3 separate regions of the Homo sapiens genome follow, and all the other regions are linked to region 1. Evidence: chromatin loops called from intact Hi-C (ENCODE). Cell type or tissue: chondrocyte. All regions are shown on one strand. Each heading gives the region's core, and the rest is flanking DNA. Links, peaks and the distances in the headings are about the cores only.

What was found. Peaks named below come from ENCODE experiments on the same cell type or tissue, not always from the same donor. Only the 100,000 strongest peaks of a DNase experiment are listed, where the experiment ranks them.
Region 2: it touches region 1 in a loop (3-fold over the local background); 5 of 110 quality-filtered maps call a loop at or near these places.
Region 3: a loop joins it to region 1, with 4 times the contacts of the local background. A loop is called at or near these places in 54 of 110 quality-filtered maps.

The regions. Positions count from the first base shown.
Region 1 is chr3:137,099,497-137,109,922 of GRCh38, reverse strand. No RefSeq gene overlaps it. Among named protein-coding and RNA genes, the nearest start is that of IL20RB-AS1, 120 kb to the right of the region's middle. In chondrocyte, for the core only: CTCF peaks have their summits at 4,246 and 4,453 (motif pointing left); no DNase peak of the experiment used is centred there.
Region 2 is chr3:138,113,391-138,123,816 of GRCh38, reverse strand. It overlaps DZIP1L (DAZ interacting zinc finger protein 1 like), which reads left to right and starts at 8,209. Exons shown (of 16, transcript NM_173543.3): 1 at 8,209-8,489. A4GNT (alpha-1,4-N-acetylglucosaminyltransferase) reads left to right here. Exons shown (of 3, transcript NM_016161.3): 3 at 1-104. RefSeq lists enhancers at 7,897-8,396, 8,397-8,898 and a silencer at 8,555-8,774. In chondrocyte, for the core only: CTCF peaks have their summits at 4,539, 4,739 (motif pointing right), 8,473 and 8,675; DNase peaks (open chromatin) are centred at 4,954, 7,955 and 8,308.
Region 3 is chr3:137,966,543-137,976,968 of GRCh38, reverse strand. No RefSeq gene overlaps it. Among named protein-coding and RNA genes, the nearest start is that of CLDN18, 38 kb to the left of the region's middle. In chondrocyte, for the core only: CTCF peaks have their summits at 5,378 and 5,580 (motif pointing right); a DNase peak (open chromatin) is centred at 5,587.

The DNA.
Region 1 (10,426 bases), core at 785-8,784:
CAGAAAAATTGAGTTAACAAGTTTATGAACCAAACCTCTCAAAGTTAGCTTGAAAACAACAGGTTAAAGCGTACTAACCAGCCCAAAGCAGCCAGTTGCTTGAGTCAGGTGAATCTTTTCAAATTGGCTTACATTATAATAATAGTTGTAATCAGGGTAATAGTAATTCCAGTAACCTATAAAGTAAGTACTGTCATTGTCTCCACTTCACAGGTGCATAAAATGAGCCTTGTGGTGGTCATACCTTGTCCAAGCCGACAGGGCTGATAAAAGTGGTAGAGCTCCAGTTAAAATCCAGCTCTGCCTAACCACAAAGCCCACGTTTTAACAGCAGCACAATCCCTCTGCTTGTGTAAACAAAGCTTTGGTTGAAGATAGGAGTGTTACATGACAAGTAGAAATATTTCTGCCCAAATAGAAGTGGTGTCACTCAACTTGGTGGGATTTTGAAAAATTTGGGCAACAGCTCCATCCTTCTAAAGCCAAGCAGGTTGGAAAAGTCACTGTGAAGATTTGTTTTCAAATTTGAGACCCACTCCAAGAGGGTATGCTTGGAGTTCAGCAGACAATGAAAAATCATCCCTAGCTCTACCCACTAACAATTGGTGCATAGAATTCCTGCTCTCTATCAACCTCCCAGCTCCAGCCAGCTAAAAGGGCTCTCTGCTTTGCATGCGACTGCACAGAAGCAATTTATTTTCTCATTGGAAATGGTGATGCCGAGAGAGCAGAGCCGTGTCACACATGGGGGAGCCACCACTATAGGGAACAGAAGCTTCTTCCAGCTTGGCTTAGCTGCCATCTTTTAGGCTGCTGTGATAGCAGCGAGAATGGTGCATACCCAATCCCTGTCTCAAGCAGGATTGAGAGTGTCTCAAATCCCTGCCTTCTTAGAGAGAATAATGGCAGGGGTTCGTGGGGGAGAAAGGGAGGGGAACGTTTCCCTTGAAACCTTGACTATTGGGCTCCTTAAAGATGGATTAGCATTTCAGAGATTTATTCAGTTCCTTGGGTAGAGAAGCTGACTCACAGATACTATAAGTTTGGGCGTGATAGCTTAGAGCTAAATCTGTGTCCTTAAGCAGAATCTCAAACCAATAATTTTGAGAAGGCATAATGGAATGCTGTGATAACCCCAAAACTCCATAAATAATGAAGTCACACCTCTCTTATCCGCTAGTCAAGCATCAAACACCCTCAGCCATCCAGAGCATCTGAAAACACACAAGTGTCCCTAGCAGCCACCCTGTACAGGCAGAAATTAAAAAGCCAGGGAGAATCTAAGAGTGAAGATTACAGAAGGAGGGACATGATTGGTGGGTTTGCAATGGAAGGAACTCCTTCATAGGTAAGCAATGGCTCTAAAAATCAAATGCCGTTAAGAGCAAAAAGAAGGAATAGAAAAGAAAAGGAGAAGAATACTTAAAACCCAAATCCTAGAGAAACATATTAATAGCAACACAGTCCAATATGTAAGTCACGAATGAAAGCCACATTCTATATTTTTCTAGTAACCACACTATAAATTTTTTAAACAGATAACCATTAATTTTAAGAGTTTATTTTGTTTAACCCAATATATCCAAGTATCAGCATTTCAACATATAGTCAATATGATAACATCATTGAGATTTTTTAGTATTCTTGTCTTATGCTAAGTCTTCAAAATCCAATGTATTTTATGCTTACAGCACAGCTCAGTTTGGGCTGGCCACACTTCCAGTGGCTAGTGTATAGGTAGAAAATTCTCAGCCATATGCTTAAGGGAGTCACAAAGAGTGATACAAGAACATCCATTACAGCATTGCTTGTTAGCAGTGAAAAACTGTAAACAATCTAAATGTCCATCAAAAGGTGAATAGATAATTTAATTTTACTAAATTAAATAACAAAATACAAAGCAGCAACTGAAATGAATAAATTGGATCTAAATACATCACTGATCTATCCCTCAAAATCATAATGTCGAATGACCAAAGCAATCTGCAGAATTATATTAATACAGTGTACCATTTAGGTAAAGTTTTTAAAATACCTCAAAAAAGCTATACATTGCTTATTGAAACAAACATATGTAATGTAGTAAATATATATCAGACAGAAAAAATATGCACTAACTTTGAGAAAGTGATTAGTTCTGGGAAAGGAGAAAGGAAGGAGGGAGGAAGGGAGAGAAAAGGATTTGGAGAAATCCACAGTCTTCAATTGGATATCTAATGTTTTGTATATTTAAAAAATACTCTGACACAAGCATATAAAATGTTAATATTGTTACAAAAATGTTACGTTAATACTGGCACTGAAATAATCATTAAATTGTTCTCAATTCTTTTCTGTATGTTTGATATACTTCATGAAAGAGAGGGAGGGAAGAAAAAGGAGAAGACACAATGGTGGCGGAGAGACAGAGAGAGAGACAGAGAGAGATGAAATAGTTTTAACAACCTAGCACAGGATTCTAGACACGTTCTACCTGCCTCCTACAGACAGTGGTACCCATTTGACATTCACTAATGACACCGGTATTTGTTGCACCCCTTCCAAATGCAAACACTGCAGGGCATTCAGAGATGTGTAACACACACATCCCTATAACTGTGAACCTAGTGAAAAAGAAAATGTTCTCTTGTGTTTCTTACATCAAGGCAGAAGAACATTTCCTTTCATTTAAAAGTATCCATTTTAAAAGGCTTATGCGAAACTTTTAGCATGTAAGGGGTTAATCTTCAGTCCTTTGGAACCCAAGCTAAGTAGATCCCCTATTTGGCAATAACGGATAACTGATGAGTTACATTTTTACACAGTCCACACAGCCAAGCCCTGGCTCTATCATCACATCCTACTGCAACTCTTCTGTAACTTTGAACTTGGCATAAACTCCTGATTCACAATATCCCACCCTCGCATTCTCTTTCTCTCTCTCTCTCTCTTTCTCTACTTGATTCTGCCTTCTCTCCTCCCTTCTGAGTACGTTGGACTCTCAGCCCAGCTAGGATTCTGTGCATTTGGTATCCTCCACAAACCGGAAGAGTTTATTGTCCTTCATCTCTTTCTGGTCATTTATTACAGATGCACAAAACACCGATCCCACGAGGTCCCCACTTTTAGCACTTCTCTATTCACAAGATACCCATTTATTCCTAACCTTGTTCATTGTCTCTGTGCCCAGCTCTTCTCTAGGATAAAAACTGCTTCCTCAATTCCATGGTAACAGCTTTCAGTGTTAAACACTATCAGAGATTTGTTGTTCAGTGTAGTTTTTTTTTAAGCTTAAGCAATTACCTGTATCACGGCCACACAACTTTTTAAAAAATACTCTCACCAAAAAGAAATAAAAAAGAAAAGAAAAATATATAATATATACAGTATGTATGATTAGTGAGGCAGACAAGCTCCTATTCTGAGAGATGATTTTATACTTTCTGGTGAATCTATTTTGAGTTTTTTAAGTGTCCAGGGAAGACTGGCCACCCCAAGGTTTTAGGGGCCCTTTGCACTTTCCTATGGATGATTATTTATAAGCTGAATTCTTCAGCTGTCACTGGGAGATTTTGCACCACATAGAAAGAGCTCTGTTTCCTTAAAAGAACAATTCTTACTTTATGCTCCTGGGTTTAAACAAAATTCAAGATAAATTTCTGTTATTTAATAATAATTCCAAATAGTCTATTATGGATCACAGAATTCTTTGAAATTCATTTATTTTAAAGAAGCTTAGCGTTTTAGCTGTTTGTAAATATAAAATATAGGAAAGGAAGGGGCAAAAAGATTTAATTTTCTACCATTCAAATGAGTATTTCTAAACAATGTGAAGAAGTCTCAAAATCATGTGACTCTATTAAAGCTCTTTCAAGTCATGGGTATTGGGTATACAAAAGGATATATTAGCATTGCAGAAAGAAAAGCAGAGGAGCTCCAAACTGGCTTCATTCATTTGGAAAACAAAAAACAAGTATTTCTGTTTAAGTTGACTCGGACATTTTAAGTACAATGAAATCGAATTTCATCTTTCCCCTAGAAGCAACCAAGGATGAGACTGCCAGAAGAAATGTCCTGCCTATTTTAGCCCTTTCTGACCTGCACTCCGAGGAGTGAAAACTGAAGGGATTATCTTCACTTCACTTAGAGCCTGGAGAAAGAGGAAGGGGACTATTCACCCACAAACGCTTTCAGGGTCTGGAGGCAAAACACAAACTGTACTTCAGAATACATTTTCTTAAGTCCCTTTCTAAAGCAGACTAGTTGAAAAGTGGGTAGATTTTGTTTTGCTCTGTAATTTTAATACTTTGCTACCAAGACGATAAACAAATCTGTAACCCTCTGCTGGTGAGTTCATCCTGTCTTCTTTTTCTTCCTTGCCCCCTTCAGATCTCTGCCTTTCCTTTTATGTCCTATTTTCAGTGTTCTGTTGAAGTTATTCTGCCGAAAACAGCAACATACTTTTGTCTTTGGCGCCCTCTTATGGTCACTTTATTATTATAGCACAGCATCTGGCCGCATTTTAGTGAAGAATAAATCCCCTAATGAGGAACTTAGCTATTCCAAGTCTGAAAAGCCGTGAACAAATTCACGTTAATCTGTTTCTACAGAATACCAATAAACCATTCATTCAACCAATCAAAAACCAAACCTCAAACCCAAACAGGCCCAACTTAGGTGATGTTCCTTCTCCCACTACTGCGGCAAGGACTTGAGAATTCCTTGCTGCCAGCCGTTATCCAGTTCCCATGGACTCATCCTATCTGCATCCTTCCATATTTCTCCTTCAGTCCTTACTCAGAAGTTATCTTTCAGAACCACACCTGCTGCAAGGGCCCAAAACCCTTTTATCCACAGTGGTGATTCTCGTCATGGTGAAACATTGAAGTCCTATGTAATATGCAGTGTGCTAGTCCCACTGAGTTTACTATAGTACTAGCTCTACCCTCCGAAGAGTCTTCTCCTCTTTCTGAACTTCCCCCCAGTTGCTGCCTTGTCAGGCCTTTCAAGTAGCAGCTGAAATACCATCACTTCTGGAAGCCTTCCCTGACCTCCCAGGGTATGCTTGGCTGTACCTTATCTTGTGGTCCTCCATAATTCATACACACTTCCATAATGGCAATTAACCAAGTGCACACTTGCCAAACTGAGTTCAACAGAACTCACTTCACATTCCATGAGATGCTCCATAGAAAAGGCATTCTGTGAACAAATACTTTGGGACAATGGAACATATTATATCCCCTTCTTGGAGAGTATTGCTTTTTTTGTCCTGTTGGCATGCCTGAGTCACCTCTGAGGAGCCATGTCTGATCTACTTCTGCATCCTGAAGGCAGAGTTGGCAGAACTGATGGGAGCCTTCACTTACCTGCGGGTACCTGTCCTCTCTGGGAGGCCACCACTCTGCAGGATACTCCTACCCTCACAGAGTGCTCAGAAAACCCTGCTGACCAGAATCATGCATCAGCTTCAAGGTCATCTCATGTCTAGGTGGCCAGTACCTGACTTTTGCCAACTGCCTGTCTTCACAATGTTCTGCTCTCACACTTTTGCTTGCCTTCAGAAACTTGCTCAACCCCGGACGTTTGCCACAGGGTTTCCTGATTTTTTTTCCTGGGTGGATATGCCTATAGGCCTTGACCCGCAGGAACTGTGTGACTCTGGAGACACTCTGTGCCTGGTCACTGTCGCACCATCCCTGTTCTACCTTCCCCTACCAGCCATAGCTCTCAGCCTCTGACAGAACTTGTTCTCTCTTCCAGGAGAACAAAATGGCACCTTAGTTCTGTCTCCCAGAATCTTCCTGCTTTTTTCTCAACCTCCAACACATACTCAGACCACCTTGTCTCTCTCCTGGGTGACTAGAGCCTCCATCCTTTCTCCCACCCACGCAAAGCATTCTTTGTAAAAAGCAAATCTGATCGTGTCACTCCCCTTTCCAAAACCTTGCAATGGCTTCTGGTTGCTATTTGGATGAAGACCAAACCTCTCCGCTGTTGAGCCCCTGCCAAACTCTCCAGCTTTGTCTCACCACCTGTCTCCCCACATGGTACAGCCACACAGAAATTCTTTAAGTTCTTAAAACGGCACTTTTCCCCTATACCTAGGAGACACTATTCTCTCTATCTGGAGCTCTCCTCCCTTCTGGCCACTTCACGTGGCTCATGGCTCATTCCACCCCTTCATGTGTGTGTGCGTGTGCGTGTGTGTGTGTGTGAGAGAGAGAGAGGAGGTCTCACTGTGTTGCCCTGGCTGGTCTGGAACTCCTGGACTCAAGCGATCCTCCCACCTCCCAAAGTGCTGAGTACCTCTCCCATTCTCTACTCTCAGCCTAAACCTCACCTCCCCCAGAGGCCTGGCTCACATGACTCCCCAGGTTAGGATCCCACCCTCCAGGGGCTCCCATTGCCCGTTGCATTCCTTCTGTTACAAAACTCATCTTACTTTAGTGTAATTAACTGCTTCACACATTCTAATTTGTTCATGTCCGTCTCCTCCCCTCAAAATGGACACCAGGAGAGTGGAGGCCAGGTCCAAGTGGCTCAGTCCTCTCTGCCCCCCACCCAGCACAGGGCCTGGCACAGCGCACTGCCCAGTAAACATTTGTTGAATGAATTTTAGATTGTGCAATGTGCTTGTAACGACAGAAGTGCACATTTTCCCCAACGATAATTTTATGGCCTATCTCAGTTTGAGGCCTCCTTCCATATCACACAAAGAAGGCCTTTTCTCTATATTTCTTTAACTGATTGTTTTCTTAAATGATTGTTTAGAACTAAACTTGGATCCAACCTAAAATAAAAGTCAACTGAATTATACATAAGCTGGGGTAGGGGGAGGGCGGTGGTATCTTCCATATTATCAAACGTACATACAACTGAGGTCAAAATTGTGGCTAAAATTTTTTTTTTTCATGTCTAACACTTCAGAGTTTCCTAAGCTCTTTTGCATGTATTATTTCATAATGTAACATTACATGTACTCTTGTATAATCTTGCATATACAATTGCAAATTACTATATTTAAATGGGTTTCCTTTTGGTTCCCAAGATACTCCTCATTTATATCAATACTATTATTCAGATCATCAGAAAGGTTCTGGAGCTTTCATCACTGGGCGCCAGAATATGGTAGACCAATAACTTCAAAGTTCTGAGGAAAAATCATTTTCAATCCCAATTATTTATACTTGACCAAACTGATAATCAAGTGTAAGGATACAATAAAAACATTTTCAGACATTTAAGGACTCAAACAATTGACTTCCTGTGTATTGGTTTTAGAAAATCACTGGAAGTTTTGCTTCAGCAAAAGGAGGGAATAAAACAAAAAAAGAGAATAACGTAAGAACCAGGAAACAGGCGAACCAAATGTGGTAAAGGGAAGGTTGGGGATGACGGAGAGGGATTAGAGAAGAGGTAGAGAGAACACAGCAGGAGGACAGCGGGCAGGGCACTAAGTCTGGATTATGTTCTGCCTACAGACACACCACTCACATCAGCAGGGACTGAAGCCCAGCCCGTGCATGGCTCACCAAGCTAGGTGTTCTCATGGAGGGCTGAGTGCCCAAGCCCTCCGTTATACCCCATATGAGCCAAGGTTCCATATTAGCTTGTGGCATCCCTGAAAGAAGGCTTGTGGGAGATGAGGGAAGGAGGGGTGGAACTGACAGAATGTTTGGAATTGCTTTGGAGAGTTTGGAAAAATTATGAATAAGCTCGTTGGACCATTTGGAAAAAAACAGTCAGCTCTTCTGCTTGAGCTTCCATAACACCACAGACTGCAAGCAGAAACAACAGAAATTTATTTTCTGACAATTCTAGATGCTAGTAGTCCAAGATGAAGGAATTGGTGGGTTTGGTTTTTTCAGAGGCCTCGCTCCTCGGCTTGCAGATGGTTGCTTTCTCACTATGTCCTCATATGGTCTTTCTCTGTGCACACACATCCCTGGTGCCTTTTCCTCTTCTTATAAGGACACTAGTCACATTGGATTAGGGCCCACCCCAACAGCCTCATTTTAACTTTATCACCTCTTTAAAGTTCTTGTCTTCAAATATAGTCACATTCTGGGGTACTAGGGATTAGAGATTCAACATCTGAAATTTGTGGCGACACAATTTAGCCCGTAATAGTCATATAGTAAACCAAACAAATGAGAAAAAAATAAAGCAATTATCAACTCAAGGAAAAATGGAAGTTGTAACAGAAATGATCATGGTAGATTATCTGGCTGGCAGTAAGACAATGATATTTACATCACCATTTTCATGTAAACACTGACTATGGTTTAACCAAAGCTTCACTAATGGGAAAATGGGGGCTGAGGATAATGTAGGAGAGAAGAGAGAGTGGGGAGAGAGAGAGCACAATCCTCGACTACCACGAAGAAAATTTAATAGATAATGTTCACAACAGGTAAGTCAAGAAAGTACAGAATAAGATTTGAGACATGGAGGTAAACACTGAAAGAAACAGCTACAGGCTGCTCTGCCTGTGGAGAAGACATTCTTTTATTCCTTTACCTTCCTAATAAACTTGTTTTCACTTTTATAAAAGAAAAAGAAAGAAAATAAACAGCTACAGTGGTTGAAAGTAGTTGTATTTAGTGGGATAGAATCATGGGTGGGGAATGCTGGGGAAAGGAACTACTACATTTTATTATAAGCTTTTTGTACTATCTAATGTTTTAACTATGTGTAGATATTACTATAGTTAAAAATTAATTTTTAAAAGCTTAATTTTTTTTTTTGAGACAAAGTCTCACTCTGTCGCCCAGGCTAAAGTGTAGTAGCATGATCTCAGGTCACTGCAACCTCCCCCTGCAGGGCTCAAGTGATTCTCCTGCCTCAGCCTCCCAAGTAGCTGGGATTACAGGTGACTGCCACCACGCCTGGCTAATTTTTGTATTTTTAGTAGAGACAGGGTTTCACCATGTTGGCCAGGCTGGTCTGGAACTCCTGGCCTCATGTGATCTGCCCGCCTCGGCCTCCCAAAGTGCTGGGATTACAGGCATGAGCCATTGCACCCACCCAAAAGTTTAACTTTTTTTCTTCCAACTTTTATTTTAGGTTCGGTGGGTACACATGTACATTTTTTACATGGGTAAGTTGCATGTCACTAGGGGTAGGTGTGTACCCAGGTAGTGAGTGTAGTATTCAATAGGTGGTTTCTCATCACCCAAGCAGTGAGTATAGTACATGATAGGTGGTTTCCTGATCCTCACCCTCTCCCACCCCCACCCTCTCAAGTAAGCTGCAGTTCTTTGTGTTGATGTGTACTCAGTGTTTAGCTCCCACTTATAATTGAGAACAGGCAGTATTTGGTTTTCTGTTCCTGTGTTAATTCACTTAGGACAATAGCCTCCTCCTACATCCATGTTGCTGCAAAGGACACAATTTTGTTATTTTTCATGGCTGCATAGTATTCCATGGTGTATATATATACCACATTTTCTTTATCCAATCCACCTAGGGCATCTAGGTTAATTCTGTGTCTTTGCTATTGTGAAAAGTGCTGCAATGAACAAACATGTGTATGTGTCTTTGTGGTAGAACAACTTATATTCCTTCGGGTATATACCCAGTAATGGGATTGTTGGATCAAATGATAGTTCTGTTTTTGGTTCTTTGAGAAATCTCCAAACTGCTTTCCACAGTGGCCAAACTAATTTACATTCCCACCAACAGTGTATAAGTCTTCCCTTTTCTCCACAGCCTCACTAGCATCTGCTATTTTTTGACTTTTTAATAATAGTCCTTCTGACTGGTGTGAGATGGTGTCTCATTGTGGTTTTGATTTAATTTCCCTAATGATTAATGATGTTAAGCATTTTTTCATATGCTTTTTGGCCAAATTTAACTTTTAAATACTTCTAATTTTAACACATTTGGGTGGCACCAACACAGACTCATGCTACAATGTTTACTTATTTGTGTGCAAAATTCTGAATAATCTCCTCCCACTTCTATTTTATTAAAACATATCCTAAGTTGCAAAAACAGCTGTTTAAAATCTTTTATCCATTTGCAACTTCTTCATGTGGACTGGAACTTTCTCAATATTTGCAGCCAAAACAAAATTCAGACATGAACTGGATTTTGAGGTTATAAAGCCACAGCGGTCAACCGGAAATTGATTTCAAATGTCTGTGTTCATAAAAACAGACTTACTGTTCTTACTGACTTATAATAAACAAATGTTTTATATTTTACCTAATAAAATAGATTCTAATAAAATGCTGCTGCATCTCTTCCACTATTTCTTTTCCAGATAATGGGAGGGAAGACATTTAGGAAAGCTGATTATCTGGAAGCCCCTTTCTCTTAGTCCACTTGGAATTCCCAGCAGGGACTGAAACTTCCAAGACTTTCATCACTGCAACAGGAATGCTGGCAAGTGGGAAGAGGGGAGGAAACAGTCCCTGGAGTCCACTACCTAAGTCAAAGA
Region 2 (10,426 bases), core at 1,123-9,122, 1.0 Mb before region 1:
CAGGACCTGTTAGAGCATTGACTGAGGTAAAAAGAGACTTGATTTCTAGTCCTGATTTTGACATTCATTAATGCATTCAGTCAATAAATATTAACTGAGCCTGGTCTATGTGCCAAACATTGATTTAGATGCTGCAGATACAGCTGGATCAAGCAGATGAGATCCTCAGCACTTATATCCTAATCCCTGGCCTCATGATCCTGGGACAGTCTCCTCCCCTCCCCAGGGTGTCTGCTGTTCTCTACCCTACCTCTTTCCAATATACACATTAACCCTGTCATAATTGGCCCACAGAAGCAACTTACCAACTCAGACTATTTAAAACTGCTGCCCTTTTTAGATTCACATAAAAATTTACCTCCTGCATTTCAAAATGTCATGTTCAAAGCACCATAAATATATACAATTTTTATTTGTCAATTACAAATAAATAAATAAATAATTTATTATTTCTTTTCAGGAGGTATGAAAATTAATATTTCTTCAGCAAACACTTAGCCAAGATTTTCTAGAACTTTCCTTTTGATAGTTTGCTTTATGGGAAAAAGTTTATATTTGCCCCCAAACGTAAAATTATGACACCCTTTCAAACTATATCCATCTATCCCTCTTTTATTCTAATATTTCCCCCTTTAGGAATCACTGCTGGCCAGGCACAGTGGTTCACACCTGTAATCCTGGCACTTTGGGAGGCTGAGGCAGGTGGATTGCTTGAGCCCAGGAGTTCAAGACCAGCCTGGGCAAGATGGTGAGACCCTGTCTCTACAGAAAATACAAGAATTAGCTGGGTGTGGTGATGCATGCCTGTAGTCCAAGCTAGCTGGGAGACTGAGTTAGGAGGATCACCTGAACATGGGAGGTTGAGGGTACAGTGAGCCAAGATCGTGCCACTGCACTCAGTCTGGGTGACAAAGCCAGATAAAAAAAAAAAAATCACTGCTTTGACAATCTTGTTAAAAAATATTTACAAGTCAAGTCTCATGTCCCAGCTTTATTTATTCACAGCTACTTGCTTTGGACTTGTAGATGTCTGATACCATCGTCAGGCTCTGAGGCCTGCTGCCATACCCCATGGCTGTCTTTTGGGTTGTGTCCTAGGAACCACTGCTGGTTTTCAGCTCTCCTGACTGTCTCCACAGATGAGGATTTCTAGGGCTAGCTGTCTTAGAGACAAGCAGGGACACATACATTGTCTCTCCCTTCTATTTTTGGAGAATGCATGACAAATGGTTCTTCAACTATTCCTGACCAACAGGGTTTTGAGGGGTTTGATTAGAAATATTTTCGATATTTCAAAAATATGTGAATTGGCCACGCACATTGGCTCACGCCTATAACGCCAGCACTTTGGGAGGCCATGGTGGGAGAACTGCTTGAGCCCAGGAGTTAGAGATCAGACTGGGCAACACAGCAAGACCCTGTCCCTACAAAAAACAAATAGCCAGGCAAGGTGGCTCACCTGTAGTCCTAGCTACTTGGGAGGCTAAGGAAGGAGGATCACTTGAGCCCATGGGTTCTAGGTTATGGTGAACTATGATCACACCACTGTGCTCCAACCTGGGCAAGACAGTGAGACCATATCTTAAATAAATAAATAAGTAAATAAATGTACACACACACACACACACGCACACACACATACACAAATTCATTTTGACATTAATGATAATTTGATGTTTATAGGGAGCTTTACCTGGCAGTAAATTATGTTTTTGATTAATAAAAAATGTAGCAAATAAAATAATAATGTATTACTTAATGAATCCAGTTTGCTTAGTGAAAAGGAACATTTCAAAACATGGTGGTGGTGATGATGGCAAGAGTAGTAAGTGGTAAGAAATGTGAGGTTCCTGGGACCCCAGATAACCCTGGATTCCTTCTGGCCTTTTGTGAATCTATGCCATGAATTTATATCAGGCTACATTTTGCAAATAGGCTCATGCTGGTGTTTTTCCCTGTATTAATTTTTTTTCAAATCCTACTCATTCTTAGAATTTCAAATAGGATTGTGTGGGGCAAAAAGTGAAAGTGCGTGTTGGGTACTACTGTCATGTTTGTAGGTACCTCTCGCTCTTTCTCTGCATATATATTCACGCTTATTGGTAAGAAGTCTCTTCCAAGTACCCTGCACTGCCACCTTGTCTGCCCTTGCTTTTTCCCCAGGACTCCCACCCACAATTCAACAGGACTGTCTCTTTCCTTCTCTAGGGTAAGAGCCAGCATCAGTGCTGATTGGTTGGTATCTGTGCCAGACTCGTTAAATATTTTGAATACCATTCCTGAGTTTCTCATATAAATAGTTAAAAAAAATACAAATGGAATCATAAGATACATGTTATGGCCATCCGTGGTGGCCTATGCCTGTAATCCCAGCACTTTGCGAGGCTGAGGGGGGCAGATCACTTGAGGTCAGGAGTTCGAGACCACCAGCCTGGCCAACACGATGAAACCCCGTCTCTACTAAAAATACAAACATTAGCCAGGCGTGGTGGCGCGTACCTGTAATCCCAGCTACTTGGGAGGCTGAGGCAGGAGAATTGCTTGAACCCGGGAGGTGGAGGTTGCAGTAAGCTGAGACTGTACCACTGCACTCCAGCCTGGACAACAAGAGCCAAATTCTGTCTTTAAAAAAAAAAAAAGATACATGTTATTTGTATGTTGTTTTTCACTTTAAAAATGTGTATGTCGTAGGTACCTTTTTTCATTAGCACATCAAGATATAATATACTTTTTTCTTTATAATGGTTGCATAGTGTTTCATTGTAGGATACATGATAATCTACTCAATCATTATTTGATTGGTGGATATTTACATTATTCTAATTTTAATAGTACATGTAATACTATAGCAAAAAATCCTGATTACTGCATTTTTGAGGACTTTAAATTTTGATAATTATTTTTCAAGAAGGCTGTTTGAAACTGCCCATTTTCCCACTTTTCACCAGTTTAAAACATCTATTTAATTTTGGTCAGTATAATAATTTAAAACATGTAATTTTTATGTTCATTTTGGTAAGGTTGTTTACATGTTTAACTGGCAATTTTTTTTATTATATGAATCATCTCATCTTTTGTCCACTCTTCTTTTGAGTTGTTCTATTTCTTGTTGATTTGTAAGCACTCTTTATAAATTAATGTCATGAATACTGTATCATTACACTGCATTTTTTTTAGTTCTTTGTTTTTTAACCTCATTTAGGATGTTTTCACCATATATGTTTCAAAATTTTTATGTAATCCAACCTGTCTTTTTTTTTGTTTTTTGGGTTTCATGCCATGCTTCCCTACCCTTCTGTCACTCTGCTCCCCTTCAAGAAATAAAGGCAGAGCTCTCTCACCCAAGGGAATTGTCAGGACCCTGAATCTCAGATGTATCTTCTAAACTAAGTTACAAGGTTAGTGCACTCTCCTTGGTGGTATTGGGGCAGGGATTCTTAATTTAGGGGGCTGTGAAGAGATTTTGGGGGTCTGGGAACTTACTCTTTATTTTTACTAGCTGTTAATCAAAATGTATCATTCCTTCCAATTATGAATGTATGCCACAAACCACAGTAGTATTAGTAGAACCTGTGACTTTGTCATTAAATATTAGTTTTTTCCTATCACATTAAAGTTATTACGGATATCTTGAAATAATTGTTTACACTCTTACTACTTTTAGGTCAGATGCTAGATCTTGCCATTTAATGCATTAATAAACAAAAATGCTATTATTTTACACATTTTCTTATGTTTTCATAGCTATATTTTCAATATTTTGATGTCCTCTGTAATTCTATGTTTTGCTTGGTGCATTTAAAACCATTCTTAGGCTGGGCGTGGTGGCTCACACCTGTAATCTCAGCACTTTGGGAGGCTGAGGTGGGCGGATCACAAGGTCAAGAGATCGAGACCATCCTAACCAACATGGTGAAACCCCGTCTCTACTAAAAATACAAAAATTAGCTGGGTGTGGTGGCAGGCGCCTGTAGTCCCAGCTACTTGGGAGGCTGAGGCAGGAGAATCGCTTGAACCCAGGAGGTGGAGGTTGCAGTGAGCCGAGATCATGCCACTGCACTCCAGCCTGGAGACAGAGCAAGACTCCGTCTCAAAAAATAAATAAATAAATAAAAAATAAAAATAAAAACCATTCTGAGGAAAGGGTGTGGGCTTCATCAAACTGCCAAAGAGGAATCCCTCCTCCAAAAGGCAAAAGCCCAGGCAGGAGGCAGCTGGGGCAGCTCCTTCTAGATCCCACCCGCCCATCACTGCCAGCCAATGAGGGGCCATATCACAGCCACGCCTTAGGCCAGGCTTATCCAGCTCTGCATTTTCATTTTTGCAGAAGGGATGTTTTCCTGAGAAAGGAGGTCTTTTCGGTAAGTGCTCAGACTTCCTTCAAAGTGAACTTTTCAGGGATTGGGCTAGAATGTACGATCTGCCTAAGAAAGTTTCCTCTCAGATCCTGCCAGTTCTAGACATGTCAGAGTGCAGGCCTTTCTTTTGTTGCTAGATTCTTAGATTTTTCAGAAACCAGCAAACCAGATTTTATGTAAAATCCTCCTCTGACTGTATGCCTGCCTATCTATACATCAACGCAGAAAACCCAACAATACACTTTTGACCTAAAATCACCTCAGGGCTCATTAGTGGCCGGCATCCCAGCGCAGGGAGACCTGTCCCATACACCTCAGATACACTTCCCTTCAGGAGAATGGGATCCAGAGCAGGTTTCTAAGGTGTGATGCCAGCATTTGGCAGCAGAGGGCACTCCTATTACAGGCTGTCTAGGCTGTGTCCTATTTCCTGAGGTGTAGGAGGGAGACCGTCTGTGAAAGGGGCTGAGCTGGGTCAGAGGGCGGGTGACTAGTACTGGGCTGAGGAGGGAGTGAGGGGCCATTGGGATATTGAAAATCCATCCTCCTGTCCTCCCACCCAGCAGTTATGGGCCAGCTGCTCGGGGTGACAGGAATGTCTCCTGGACTAGCCAGCTAGGGCCAGTCTCCCTTGGTCTATGCACCTGTCCCCACGGCTGATGCCAGAGCTTGTGTGTGCTACAGTAGAGGTGGGCAGCAGAAATGACAGCTTTCCAGTGCCAAGTGATCTAGTCCTCTAGAGGTTGTTGGTATCCTTGGGACTAAGAAAATAACTTGGCACATGATAGGCATGCAGTAACTCCTCCCTGTGTTGAGTGTTGAACTAAGGCCCAGTAAGGGAAGAGTGTGAGGGTTCCATGCATGAGGTCTTAGTCAGCTCAAGATTCAGGATTTGGTTTTTGGCTAAGGTAGATCTGGGTGCATGTCAAGTCTACTTTCTTACACCAGCCCTGCAAAGGAGGGCACCCTATTTACACATGGGGAAATTGAGGCTGGTGGAAATAACATGCACAAAGGTATCCTCAGAACTACTTTCTGCAAATTTCAGGGATACAGTGGGAAGAGAGCTGAGAAGCAAATGTCCTTGGCGATTTCACAGTGTCAAGTCAGGAGTGCACACCACTGACTTGTAGGCCCAGGGCAGAGCCTACATGTAATTTAGCTAATTTGATTCTAACAACTCTTCTAGGTAGAGTTTACTTTTCCCATTTTACAGAGGAGAAAAATGAAAGGTCAGAGAGGCTACGTGACTTTCCCAGGGTTATGTAGCTTGGGAATGTGGAATGTAGATGTGTCTTTGACTCCCAAGGCCTGGACTCTTCTCTTTGCTCTTGTGGGTGGCAGAAAATCCTGGGGTGAAAAAAGTGCCCTGACTAGGAGAAGACGGCAGGAACAAGATCCCCCATCCGAATACATGGTGCACAGATATCCCAACTTAGTCCTGGTCCCTGCTCCATCCACTATTTTTTTTTAATGTTTAAAAAATTGTGATAAACTGTACATAATGTAAAATTTGCCATCGTAACCATTTTCAAGTGTACAATTCAGTGGCATTAAGTACATTCACATTATTGTGCAACCATCACTACCATTTATCTCTGGAACTTTTTCATCATTCCCAAACTGAGAATCTGTACTCATGAATCAATAACTACTCATTCCCCCTCCTCCAGCCACTGGTAACCACTATTCTACTTTCTGTCTCTGTGAATGGACTATTCTAGGTACAAGTGGAATCATACAATATTTCCAGGTATAAGTGGAATAATACAATATTTGTCCTTTTGTGTCCAGCTTATTTCATTTAGCATAATGCTTTTGCCTTGATCTGAATGTTTGTGTCCCTGCAAAATGGGGTTGAAATCCTGACCCCCAAGGTGACGGTATTGGGAGGTGGGGCCTTTGGGGGGTGGTTAGGTCATGAAGGTAGAGTCCTCATAATTGGGACTAGTGCCCTTATGAAAGAAACCCCAGAGAGCTAGCCAGCCCCCTTCTACTAAGTGAGGGTGCAGTGAGAAGATGACAGCCTATCAACCAGGAAACAGGCCCTCACCAGGCACCGAATCTGCCAATGTCTTGATTTTGGACTTCCCAGCCTCCAGAACTGTAAGAAAAAAACTTCTATTGTTTATATGCTACCCACTCAATGGTATTTTGTTATAGCAGCCTGAATAGACTAAGACAGTTTTCAAGGTTCATTCATGTGTCAGAATTTCCTTCCCTTTTAAAGTTAATATTACATTGTATGGATATACCACATTTTGCTTATCCATTAATCTGTCGATAGACATTTGAATTGTTTCCACTTTTTGGCTATTGTGAATAATGCTATTATGAACATGAGTATACAAATATCTGTTTGAATCCCTGCTTTCAGTTCTTTGGGGTATATACCCAGAAATGGAATTGTTGGATCTTTTGGCAATTCTTGTTTAATTTTTTGAGGAACTACCATTCTGTATCCACAGTAATGGTACCATTTTACATTCCCACCAGCAATGCACAGGAGTTCCAGTTTCCCTGCAAGTCCTTGACAACGCTTGTTCCCATACACATTTGCTTTGGCTGCCTCAAAATGTAGAGCTTGGCAGATTGAGATTGTGGTGGGACGAAAGCCTTTGAAATGGAAAAAAGAGAAAGAGGGAGGGAGAAGAGTTGCGGAGTGGAGAGAGAGAGAGTGTGTGTGAAAAGGAGCTTTTTTCCCACTCTTCCCTGACCCTCATGGGGGCTGCAGCGACTCCTAGAACCTTCAAGCAGCGAGACAGAGGTTCCCTCCACCAGGCGCAGAGCTCTCCTTACACCTGGCCTCCTATTCCCAGCAACTTTAAGGAGATATTTTTAAGTGGCCATGGTTTTATCAAATGCCTATTAAGTTTTTGCCACAAAAGGATTTTATTTAAAATAAAAATAGGGGTAGGTATTTGACTGATGCCCCTTGTGAGTGCTCTAGAGAAGAGGAATGAATACTGACATGTCCTATCTTCCCAGATGCAGAATTGTAAAACAAACATAACTGCTTTTCACATGTGAAAGAAAACTGGCTTAGAACATACTAGCGTTTTCTTTGCCATGAAGGAGTTCACCTTCAGTGACTAAGCCAGAACTACTAGAGTTGCCGGGCCTAGGGACAGGAGACATTGCCAGTGCTTAGCCAGGCTGGCCAGGACTAACCATCTCTGCAAGGAGTCCACAAGAAGCCTCAGGGCAGCCTTTCCCTGCTCCTATCAATTTGAGTTGAGCAACAAACATTTTGACCAAATATCAGCTCTATGGCACAACTCACAGTTACGGTGCCCACAAAACGGAATCTCAGCAAAGCAACTACTACTATGGGAAGAGATCAGGGACTAATATCAGGAGAAAAAATAAGTTTTTCAGTCCTGGGTTTCCAAGTTGGCATCCCCAGGGCAAACCAGCAGGTTGGGAGGGTAGGGGGTGGTGGGTGGGGGCTGCGGAGGGAAGGTGGCTGCTGTCTGTCTGATCAGACCTGGGGCACACCCAAAGAACTCTCCTAGCTTGGGATCCGGTCAGGAAGAAACCAGGACGGTCCCTTTAGGAGGGTGGGCAGGGCTATCTGCCCGGGGGGTGCGGCCGCCCCTGCACAGCAGGCTATCGATTGTACCGGAGGCAGGGTGTGGGGAAACCGGGGCAAGTCCAGCCTCTCAGCAAGGCCAGGAAGCCATTCACTTGGATCCTGGATTTTACTAACGGATTAAACGTGGCATTCCCGCCTTCCCCCATCCGTTACAGACCTAAAAATAGCTCGTCCGAGAGGGGCCGGGAGAGGCTCCACCTCTTCTTGAGGTGGGGCGGGGCGGCTGTAGTAGGAGCTGGAGGCACCAGAGACCCCAAGCCACGAGCTGACCGACGCACCGAGGAGCTCTCTGTCCGCGGTCCCGCAGGTTGGCGGCACTGGAGTGGGCCGGGCAGGCTCTGCCTCCGCCGCAGAGAGCGCCCGGACTGCGTGGGGCTGGGGAAGCATCCCGGGAACGGCGGGCGGTGAGCATTCCGGGAACCATCTCTGGGCTGTCTGGGGCGGTGGAGCAAGTCTGGAGGCGGGACGTGGGGCGAGTATGGGAGCCGCCACCTCGAGACGTCTTCCCGCCGTCCCCGGCTCCAGGAGACCCCACGGTGAGCGGGCCGCGCGGGAAAACTATGCCAGGAATTCGTCCCGGGAGCGGGGCGGGTGGGTAGCTTGGCTGCAGTCCGAGGGATCAGCGATTCGGGAGGTTAAACATTAGCGGGGGCGAACTCCCTGCCGGGGTGCAGCGGGGCGCGGGAGGAGCCGGCTGCGTGCGTCCGCGCTGCCCAGGGCGCGCCCTTCTGGCCCGGCGCGGCCCTGCAGCCCGGCCCCCTCGGCCTGCTCCGAACTGCGGCGCCCAGGGAGGGAAGGACCCGTGCGCGGGGGACGAATGACGGGATGCCCCAAGACTCGGCTTCACTGGGAAGACGGCCTTGGGTTTTTACTTTTTGAAAAAAGAAAAGTGATTTGGGAGGGCTTGATGATCTGAGTGCCGTAGGTAAAGGAGGATTCTTTTAGTAATGAGGTGATTTAAAAGCAATCGCATTGGCATCTTTCGTTCCCCTTCTTCCTTTCCTGGGCTGGACCTCAGCAGGAGGCAGACGTGGTATTTTCATCCTGAGGTGGCTGCGCATAAAGTCCACCGAAGACCTGCTCAGTGCAGGACAGGGATCAGGAGGCAGGGCAGAGGAGGGGGTCCGAGGCTGCCTGGGCAGGGCCTAGTTCACGGAGCACTTCCTAGGGGCCCAGGGCCTAGGCTGCCCCTGCCTGGTCTCCTGGAATTCGATTTCTAACAGGACTTTGGAGAGAGGCCTGGGAAGTATGGGGTGTTCTGACTTGGCTTCTCACACCCTCATCTGCAGATAGGGTGGGTGATCTCTCCCTTCTCAGTTGCAGCCCCTAGCACCTCTCCTCCCCCTCCCGGATGTGAGGACTGGCCAGTGAGAACAATCCTGCTTAGGGAAGGCTGATCCTCCAGTCTAGTGGCTGATAAGGGGCCTTCTGACTGTCTTGGTCAGACACCTCCCTCATCTGGGAATATTTTTTGATACTATCTAACTTGATAAAATACCTCATGAAGTTGTATGCTTCAGGTTGGGAACAGAAACCTGAGTTCATGTGGGCACCATAACTGTGGGTTGTGCCATGGAGCTGATATTTGGTCAAAGGTTTTTTGCTCAACTCAAATTGATAGGAGCAGGGAAAGGCTGCCCTGAGGCTTCTTGTGGACTCCTTGCAGAGATGGTTAGTCCTGGCCAGCCTGGCTAAGCACTGGCAATGTCTCCTGTCCCTAGGCCTGGCAGCTCTAGTAGTTCTGGCTTAGTCACTGAAGGTGAACTCCTTCATGGCAAAGAAAACGCTAGTATGTTCTAAGCCAGTTTTCTTTTACATGTGAAAAGCAATTATGTTTGTTTGTTTTACAATTCTGCATCTGGGAAGATAGGACATGTCAGTATTCATTCCTCTTCTCTAAAACACTCCCAAGAGACATCAGTCAAATACCTACCCCTATTTTTATTTTAAATAAAATCCGTTTGTGGCAAAAACTTAATAGGCTTTTGATAAAACCATGGCCACTTAAAAATATCTCCTTAAAGTTGCTGGGAATAGGAGGCCAGGTGTAAGGAGAGCGCTGTGCCCGGTTGAGGGGACCTTTGTCTCGCTGCTTGAAGGTTCTAGGAGTCGCTGCAGCCCCCATGAGGGTCAGGGAAGAGTGGAAAAGGAGAACACCATGGAATCTGAGAATAAGGCTAAGCTCTGCAGTGGCAGTACTTCAGGAGAGCTCCCAGGTCCCTGTCATCTCTGTTGAGGTCTCTGGAGCTCCCTTGCATACTGTGTGTGCATAGCCTGTTTGCAAACTGTGTGAAGGTTTCCTTGGCAGCCACAACAATTAGCATTAATGACACGCCTGAGCTCCCCCAGTGGGCACTGCTGAAGTTAGCTTGGGAGCCAGGGCAGGTTTGTAAATGATTGCCTGGCAGCCACCTTGGAAACTTGGCTCCCTCAAGTTCTCCTCTTGACTGCATTCTTGAGGAAGCAGAAGAGA
Region 3 (10,426 bases), core at 993-8,992, 870 kb before region 1:
AAAACTACAATGAGATAGCATCTCACCCCAGTTAAAATGGCTTATATTCGCAAGATAGGTAATAACAAATGCTAGTTAGGACGTAGAGAAAAGGGAACCCTCATACACTGTTGGTGGGAATGTATGTTAGTACAACCACTATGGAGAACAGTTTGGAGGTTCCTCAAAAAACTGAAAATAGAGGTATCATATGATCCAGCAATTCTACTGCTGGGTATATACCCAGAAGACAGGAGATCAGTATATCGAAGAGTTATATGCACTTCCATGTTTGTTGCAGCACTGTTCACAATAGCCAAAATTTGGAAGCAATCTCAGTGTCCATCAGCAGATGAATGGGTACATATACACAATGGAGTAGTATCCAGCCATAAAAAAGAATGAAATCCTGTCATTTGCAACAACATGGGTGGAACTCGAGGTCATTATGCAAAGTGAAATAAGCCAGGCACAAAAAGACAAGCATCACATGTTCTCATTTATTTCTGGGATCTAAAAATCAGAACAATTGAATTCATGAAGATAGAGGGCAGAAATATGGTTACCAGAGCCTGGGAAGGGTAGTGGGAAGGTGGGAGTGGGGAGGTGGGGATAGTTAATGCATACAAAAAAAAATACTCAGAAAGAATGAATAATACCTACTATTTGATAGCACAACAGAGTGACTACAGTCAATAATAACTTGATTGTATATTACAAAGTAACTGAAATGCCACAATTGGATTGTTGGTAACACAAAGGATAAATACTTGAGGGGATGGATACTGCATTTTACATGATGTAATTATTACATATTGCATGCCTGTATCAAAACATCTCATTTACCCCATAAATATATATATCTACTATATATAGATACATGTATCCACAAAAATTAAAACACAAAATTAAAAAAAGAAATTACCAAAAACATGAATTAGGTGAGGTACAGAGTGGTACTCCAGAGAATTTTATTTAATCTTTGTAGTTGTGGAAACTTCTTGAATGAAGTGCTATCTAATGGAAACCTGAGAGATGATTGGAAGTGAGCCAGAAAATGGGAGAAGAACCAGAGAGCAGTGGGTGCAAAGGCTGAGAATGAAGGGTGAGTTTGATGAGGCCAGGTGCTAAAGGAGGTTGGAGTGGCTGCAGCAGAGTGAGGTGGGGGTCAATGGTGAGAGGGGTGAGGGAATTGGGCAAAAGCAAGGACATGGAGTTCTTGTAGGCCAGGGAGGCTCTTGTAGGCCTGTTAAAGATTTTAGACTTCATCCCAAGGGTAATGGCAAGCCAACGAAGGGTTTAGCCAGAAAAGGGACATGATCATATTTACATCTTAGAAGGTTACTTTGGTTGCATATGGAGGATGAAATGGACTAGTGGGAAACTGACTAACAGCAGGAAACCCAGAAGGCTCTGAATGGGCCAGGCAAGAACTTACAGTGTCCTTGACTCCAGGAGTCTCAATGCCAATGGAGAGAAGTAGATGGATTTGAAATATACTCAGAAGGTTGTATTGATCAGGGTTCTTAGTTGCAAACAACAGAATCTATTCCAGGACATTTAATCAGGAAGAGATTTATTATAGGATATTAGGTAGCTCACAGAAAATTTAGGAAGGCTCACCCAATAGACACTAGTCTGAGCTTTTGGAAAAATACTCTAATGGGGATGGTAGAGAAATACTTTCATCATGGTCAAAAAGCTGGCCTGTGACTACAAAACCCAGAACCACATGGCCTCTGCTACTATCCATACCAGCAACATGAATGCCCCATGCTCTGCCTAATGCAGTTATGATAAAAGCCTCATGCATGTTCATCTAATTAGAAGAACCTTAATCATATACATACCCCCAGTGACAAAGAAGCAAGAGATATCTACAACCTTTGTACAGGAAGGAATGCTAGAAAGTAACTGGAATGTTGTTGAATGAACCAGCCTGCAGTACATGTCTCAGAGCTGGCAGGGTCAATAGATTTCCGTGGTTGAGGAGAGTAAGAGAGAAGAGGGTGTTAAGAAAGATGTCTAACTTCTGGTGTGGTATCTGAGGGGATTGTGGTAGATTATATTGAAATAAAAAAACATGGCAGAAGGAAAACCACTTTGGAGTTTGGAGAAAGGGGAGGATGAGCTCAGTTGGGTATGGGATGACTATGAGGTATCTTGGTCTGTGCATATAGAAATGTCTCATAAATAGTTAGATTTAGGGATTTGGAGGTGTAGGTTTCTGAGTCATCAACGTATGAATGACATATGTTGAGAGAGACAAGATGGTTGTTAGAGAAACAAAATCATGTAGGAAGAGACTGCAGAATCTGTAGCATGGAGAGTCAAGGACAGAACCTTTAGGAATACTACCAACACTTAGAGGACAGACAGAGCAAGAGGCATCAGCAAAGAGACTGGCAAGTGTTGACCAGAGAATTGGGAGGAGATTGAGGATGTGGGATCATGGAAGGCAAGATAAAAGAATGCTTGGAGGAGAAGTGAGTGTGACACTGTTGAATGCCGGTAGAGGTCAAGCAGGCGGAGGACTGAGGGGTGTCCAGTAGATTGAATGACAAGGGGGTCATTGGTGACTCTTCAGGGGATAATTTTAATAGTGTGATAAGGAAGAAAGCCAGAATATAGGGAGTGGAGGAGTGAATAGGATGTCGGAAAGGGAAGAGAAGCACAGAAGATGTGTCTTCCCGTAAGTTTGTCCATGAAAGGAGAAACAACGGTGGAAAGGAGCATGGGGTTGAAGGAAAATTGGGGATGAAGGGGGGAAGGCATGGCTAGAGTGTATAAATGGTGATGGGAAACTAGGAGAGAAGAGACAGATTCAGAAAACAGAGGGATAATTGAGACACTGAAGTCCCTGAGAAAATAGATGGGGTTAAGCCAGAGTTTAGGCAAACAGAAAATTCATACAGACTATTCATTTTTATTCATTCATTCAATTTATTTTCTCTCTGAGCCATCTGCCTCCTGAAGCTGTTGAGGAGTTCAGAATCCACTATACATTTCCTCATTTAATCATCCTTCTATTTGCTCTCTATTTGCTCCTTACTCCCTCCCTCCCTCTCTCCCTTCCTTCCTCTTTTCTTTCCTTTCTCCCATCATTTATTTATAAATAACTTTCTTTGAGCCAGACTCTGTGCTAGGTGCAGAGGATACAATGGTGAATAAAACACCTATAACCTGTTTTCATTGAGCTGATAGAATAATAGGGAGAGAGACATTAATCACATCACAATTATAAACCTGAAATTATAACAGTGATAAGAGGCACAAGGGAGAGGCTCATGGTGCTATTATAGCATATAATAGGGTGGTTTGCGCTAGTCTGGGGAGTTCAGGGAAAGCTTCTCTGAGAAAGTGGAAATAGAGCTGAGATGTGAAAGATGAGCAGATATTCACTAGGAAAAGAGGGGTAGGTGGCCAGGAGCAAATAGCATTGCCTATAATAAGAATGAACTTTAGATATACCAAAATGTCCAACAACAGGGGATTTTTTTTTTCAATAAATTATGGTGCATCCACATGATGAAATAATGTGCAGCCTGGCCAGGCGCGGTGGCTCACATCTATAATCCCAGCACATTGGGAGGCCAAGATGGGCAGGTCACCTGAGGTCAGGAGTTCGAGACCAGCCTGGCCAACGTGGAGAAACCCCATCTCTACTAAAAATACAAAAATTAGCCGGACATGGTAGCATGTACCTGTAATCCCAGCTACTCGCGAGGGCTGAGGCTGGAGAATCGCTTGAACCTGAGAAGGTGGAGGTTCTAGCCTGGGCAACAGAGTGAGACTCTGTCTCCCCCACCCAAAAAAATAAATTAAAATAAAAAATAAAAAAAAGAAAAATAATGCGCAGCCATTTATAAGAGATAGATGTGTATACTTTGGATGATATGAAAGATGTACTGTTTAGTAAATAAGGAGTTCATAAAATAATGTTTGGTGTGATATCATTTATACAAGAATATTTATGTATAGATAGATAAATGTATAAAATGTCTAGAAGGATAGTAGTGGGGCTTTCTTTCTACAGGAACATGTACTACATTTGTAATGCAAATAACAATCGAGAAAGAAATGATCATTTATTAACTAAAATCTGACCCATTTTATATAATTAAGGATAATCCAAAACATTTCCTGCAACTTCAGATGGTTTGAGAGAGAACAAGTTGGTAGTAGGCCACTCCAGGGGGCAGAGTGGACCAGGGCTGGGTGAGCAAGGGGATATGCATTCAGGTCCCACGAGTTCCAGGTAAGCTGGCATAGGTAGGGAAGGAAAGTCCTTCCTATCTACCTTACCTGGGCTGCAGATGGTGGATCTTGGGCCAGAAGGAGTGCATTTCTTTTCATGGTCTTGTCCTGAGCCAGGGAAGGGACAGCTTTTTGGCTTGCTTTTCCATCTGAGCCATCTGCTTCCTTCTGCTGGCCCTTGAGTAGGCCAGAGTTCCCAGAGTTCACTGGGAATTTCTCCATTCAGGCTATTTGCTCTTGAATTTATTCACCATCTCAAACATTCATCAATTTGGCCACCCACTCATCTATTTATTTATCCATTCATTCACTTACCCATTTACAAATAATTTGTTTACTCAACCAACCTTTTGTGCTGGGCATTGTGGGGATGAGGAGAGAGGCGGTTAGGTTCAGGGTTTGGAGTTCAGGGCTGTCTGCCTTGGCCAAGGGTGCTGGAGACCTCCATATTTCTTCTCCTGTATGCCTCCACTCAGCTAGTGGCTCTCAAGCTCAGGGCTTCTTAAACTTGGTGTCCACATGAATCACCTAAGAATTTTGTTAAACTGCAGGTTCTAGTTTGGTGGCTACAGGTGAGGCCTGTGATTCTGCATTTCTGACAAGCTCCCAGTTAAGACCTATGCTGCTAGTCCTCAGACCACACTCTGAGTATCAAGAGTGTAATTGGTGCTGTCTGGTAGACATATTAGGGTGGCCAGAAAAAACACAGGACACCCAGTTAAATTTGAAATTTAGATAAACCATGAATTTTGCTTTTAGTATAAGCATATCCCAGGTATCGCATGAGACACATTTATACTGAAAATTTACTAAATATACCAAAAAATTACTTGAGTTTATCTGGAATTCAAATATAACTGAACATCCAGTATTTTTATTTGCTACATCTGGCAATCTTACATATGTAATCCCAGTCATAAATGTGAGCCACATGTGTAATTCTGTTTTCTAGTGTCTGTATTTTAAAAAGTAAAAACAGATAAATTAAATAATGTATTTAATCCTATTTATTAAAAATATTATTTCCACATATAATTAATATCAAATTGTTAGTGAGGTATTCTATATTCTTTTCTTATACTAAGTCTTTGAAATTTAGTGTGTATTTTACACTTCCATCATCTCAATTCGAAGTAGCCACAACTCATGTGCTAAAGAGCTGCATGTGGCTAGTGCCTAGTGCATTGAACAGCACAGGTCTAGATCATCCCAGGTATTTGGCTTTCATGGGCCTGGGCAATGCGAACGTTTTAAAAGCTCCTAGGCGATTCCAATGTGCAGCCAGATTGCCACCACCGCTTGGCAGGGCTACCTGGTCACAGCATTTGGTGATGAGCGGCAGCCGCCACAAGAGGGAGCCAGCCCCTTGGAATACAAGCGCCTTCTCGACGTCGCCTAAAGTCTCACTAGACAGGGATCAGGAAATACTAGGCGAGTTTACATGCCCCGCGCCTGGACCCATTCCTCAGCTTCCCTCACACTCGCTTTCCCAGCCAACATTTTCCACAGTCTGGGCCACTCCTGTGGATCTTTCTGTTACACTGTTCCACAATTATCCCTATTACCTGCAGTATCTTGATCCCTTCCTCCTCCTCCCACTATCATAAGGTCTTCCCCCTTTACTAGTGTGGGAAGGTACAAAGACTAGGAACCGGGAGTCCAACAGGTTGAGGCCTGGATTCCAGCTCTGATCCTTACTAGCTAAAGTCTTTCAGGGCGTCACACAACTGTCCTCAGCTTCCTCACTAGCGTGAAGATGATGCCAATCTCACAACCATGTTGAGGAAGTGCAATGTGTGATAATATGCTTAGAACCATGCCCAGGAGGTGTTTGTAATAAAGTAAAGCAAAGTAGGTGCTCGGAAAATAACAGTTCATTTTCCCCCTCTCCTACAAATACGTTGAAGGTGATGTGATACCCCTAAAATATTAGTCCCAAACCTGGCTGCAACACAGGACCCCCTAAGGAGCTTATGAATAAATCCTGTTTCCTGATCCTCTCTCCCACAGATTCTGATCCAGTAGGACTAGGATGAGGCCAGGATTATGAACCATGAATTTTAAAGAAGTTCTCCAGGTGATTCTGAGCAGCCAGCCTGATACTGCTTTTGTAGGGTATTGTTTGGAAACCATTGAAAGTGGAAGGAACAGGGGATTTGGAATTCAGGGTCCTGGGTTTAACTTCTTGTTTTGTTGTTCACTCAGTTTCTCTGAGCCTCAGTTACGATATTTATTAAAGGAGACTAATAAGACCCTCTGCTCAGGAAGTGGTAATATATACAAGGCACCTGGCAGAGGAAGGGCTGGGTAGCCCTGGTCTTCCCTTTCCCTATCTTCTCCCTCTTTCCTAATTCCCTGTGTTGCTGATTGTTTCTTGCACAGGTCATTCTTTCTCACCTACCCACAACTGTTCATCACTGTCCTCCACTTGACGTGTTCTCCCTTCTTCTCTCCCTGATTTATCAGAGCTAGGCTGCTAAACCAACAGCCTCACTGGCTTCCCTCTGACTTCAGGTTAGATTTTGTCTTTGGTGTCCTATTGTTTCACTCCTGGTTTCTGATTTAAGTTCTTTGATCCCCAAGGAGTTTCCCATTGGACCAGTTCATATAATGCCTTTCCTGCCCCCTCACTAGTGAAAGTCCTGCAGGGTTTTGTGGGAAGGGATGGGTTGCTTAGGGAAGGGGATAACTCCAAGTTCTATGTGGAGAAAAATAAAGAAAAAATCTCAGGTTTGTCAAAGATTAGATAGTTGTAGATATGCAGCATTATTTCTGAGGGCTCTGTTCTGTTCCATTGATCTATATCTCTGTTTTGGTGCCAGTACCATGCTGTTTTGGTTACTGTAGCCTTGTAGTATAGTTTGAAGTCAGGTAGCGTTGATGCCTCCAGCTTTGTTCTTTTCGCTTAGGATTGACTTGGCGATGCGGGCTCTTTTTTGGTTCCATATGAACTTTAAGGTAGTTTTTGCCATTTCTGTGAAGAAAGTCATTGGTAGCTTGATGGGGATGGCATTGAATCTATAAATTACCTTGGGCAGTATGGCCATTTTCATGATATTGATTCTTCCTACCCATGAGCATGGAATGTTCTTCCATTTGTTTGTATCCTCTTTTATTTCATTGAGCAGTGGTTTGTAGTTCTCCTTGAAGAGGTCCTTCACGTCCATTGTAAGTTGGATTCCTAGGTATTTTATTCTCTTTGAAGCAATTTTGAATGGGAGTTCACTCATGATCTGGCTCTCTGTTTGTCTGTTATTGGTGTATAAGAATGCTTGTGATTTTTGTACATTGATTTTGTATCCTGAGACTTTACTGAAGTTGCTTATCAGCTTAAGGAGATTTTGGGCTGAGACAATGGGGTTTTCTAGATATACAATCATGTCATCTGCAAACAGGGACAATTTGACTTCCTCTTTTCCTAATTGAATACCCTTTATTTCCTTCTCCTGTCTGATTGCCCTGGCCAGAACTTCCAACACTATGTTGAATAGGAGTGGTGAGAGAGGGCATCCCTGTCTTGTGCCAGTTTTCAAAGGGAATGCTTCCAGTTTTTGCCCGTTCAGTATGATATTGGCTGTGGGTTTGTCATAGATAGCTCTTATTATTTTGAGATAAGTCCCGTGAATACCTAATTTATTGAGAGTTTTTAGCATGAAGGGTTGTTGAATTTTGTCAAAGGCCTTTTCTGCATCTATTGAGATAATCATGTGGTTTTTGTCCTTGGTTCTGTTTATATGCTGGATTACATTTATTGATTTGCATATATTGAACCAGCCTTGTATCCCAGGGATGGAGCCCACTTGATCATGGTAACAAGCAATGGGGAAAGGATTCCCTATTTAATAAGTGGTGCTGGGAAAACTGGCTAGCCATATGCAGAAAGCCGAAACTGGATCCCTTCCTTACACCTTATACAAAAAATAATTCAAGATGGGTTAAAGACTTAAACGTTAGACCTAAAACCATAAAAACCCTAGAAGAAAACCTAGGCATTACCATTCAGGACATAGGCATGGGCAAGGACTTCATGTCTAAAACACCAAAAGCAATGGCAACAAAAGCCAAAATTGACAAATGGGATCTAATTAAACTAAAGAGCTTCTGCACAGCAAAAGAAACTACCATCAGAGTGAACAGGCAACCTACAAAATGGGAGACAATTTTTGCAACCTACTCATCTGACAAAGGGCTAATATCCAGAATCTACAATGAACTCAAACAAATTTACAAGAAAAAAACAAACAACCCCATCAAAAAGTGGGCGAAGGACTTGAACAGACACTTCTCAAAAGAAGACATTTATGCAGTCAAAAAACACATGAAAAAATGCTCAGCATCACTGGACATCAGAGAAATGCAAAACAAAACCACAATGAGATACCATCTCACACCAGTTAGAATGGCAATCATTAAAAAGTCAGGAAACAACAGGTACTGGAGAGGATGTGGAGAAATAGGAACACTTTTACACTGTTGGTGTGGCTGTAAACTAGTTCAACCATTGTGGAAGTCAGTGTGGCGATTCCTCAGGGATCTAGAACTAGAAATACCATTTGACCCAGCCATCCCATTACTGGGTATATACCCAAAGGACTATAAATCATGCTGCTATAAAGACACGCACACGTATGTTTATTGCGGCACTATTCACAATAGCAAAGACTTGGAACCAACCCAAATGTCCAACAATGATAGACCAGATTAAGAAAATGTGGCACATATACACCATGGAATACTATGCAGCCATAAAAAATGATGAGTTCATGTCCTTTGTAGGGACATAGATGAAATTGGAAATCATCATTCTCAGTAAACTATCGCAAGAACAAAAAACCAAACACCGCATATTCTCACTCATAGGTGGGAATTGAACAATGAGAACACATGGACACAGGAAGGGGAACATCACACTCTGGGGACTGTTGTGGGGTGGGGGGAGGGGGGAGGGGGGAGGGATAGCTTTAGGAGATATACCTAATGCTAAATGACGAATTAATGGGTGCAGCACACCAGCATGGCACATGTATACATATGTAACTAACCTGCACATTGTGTACATGTACCCTAAAACTTAAAGTATAATAATAATAAAATTAAAAATAAATAAATAAATAAATAAAAAGAAAAAATCTCCACTGGCCGGGTGCAGTGGCTCACACCTGTAATCCCAGCACTTTCGGAGGCCAAGATGGGCGGATCATGCGGTCAAGAGAAAAAAAAAAAATTAGTGTGGCTTGGTGGCACATGCCTGTAGTCCCAGCTACTCCAAAGGCCGAGGCAGGAGAATCGCTTGAACCCAGGAGGAGGAGGTTGCAGTGAGTTGAGATCGTGCCACTGTACTCCAGCCTGGTGACAGAGCAAGACTCCGTCTAAAACAACAACAACTCTACCCTCCTTTTCCATTATAGGCTTCTGGCCTGAAACAGGTTTGCTATATAGCAAAACATCAAAAACAAAGCCAAAAGACAAATGACAAACTGGGGCAAATAGGCAAACGGTTAATATGTTAATAGGTCTTATATATAAATAACATTAAATTGGGTTTGGAGTTTTTATTAATATCATGGACAACCATTCTGATTTTTGCATTGAGACAGTAATCGTAACTTAAAATGACCATAGGATTGTCTACTAACTAAGAGTGAGCAGAAAAATCATGGACCTGCTGGAGTTTTCATCTAGTTGCAGAAGAAATGTACACCCACTGAACAAATTTTAAAATGACAATAAAAGACCCAAAATAAAACTGTATTTTTATTATGTCAACAGTAGTGTCTATTCAAGGTATTGGTCACACCCAGTATTCTGTAAACTTTTTATCTTTTACTTAATATACCACAGAATTTTTAAAATTCAACTACATCAAGATTTACCTCAAACTTTTGATTCCTTAAATAACTTAAAGTAGATCTACTGTTTTATCTAGCAATCCCACTACTGGGTATCTACCCAGAGGAAAAGAAGTCATTATATGAAAAAGATACTTGCACACACATGTTTACAGCAGCACAATTTGCAATTGCAAAAATATGGAACCAGCCCAAATGCCCATGATTCAACGAATGGATAAGGAAAATATGGTATATATATATACCATGGAATACTACTCAGCCACAAAAAGGAACGAAATAATGACATTTGCAGAAACCTGGATGAAATTAGAGACTGTTATTCTAGGTGAAGTAACTCA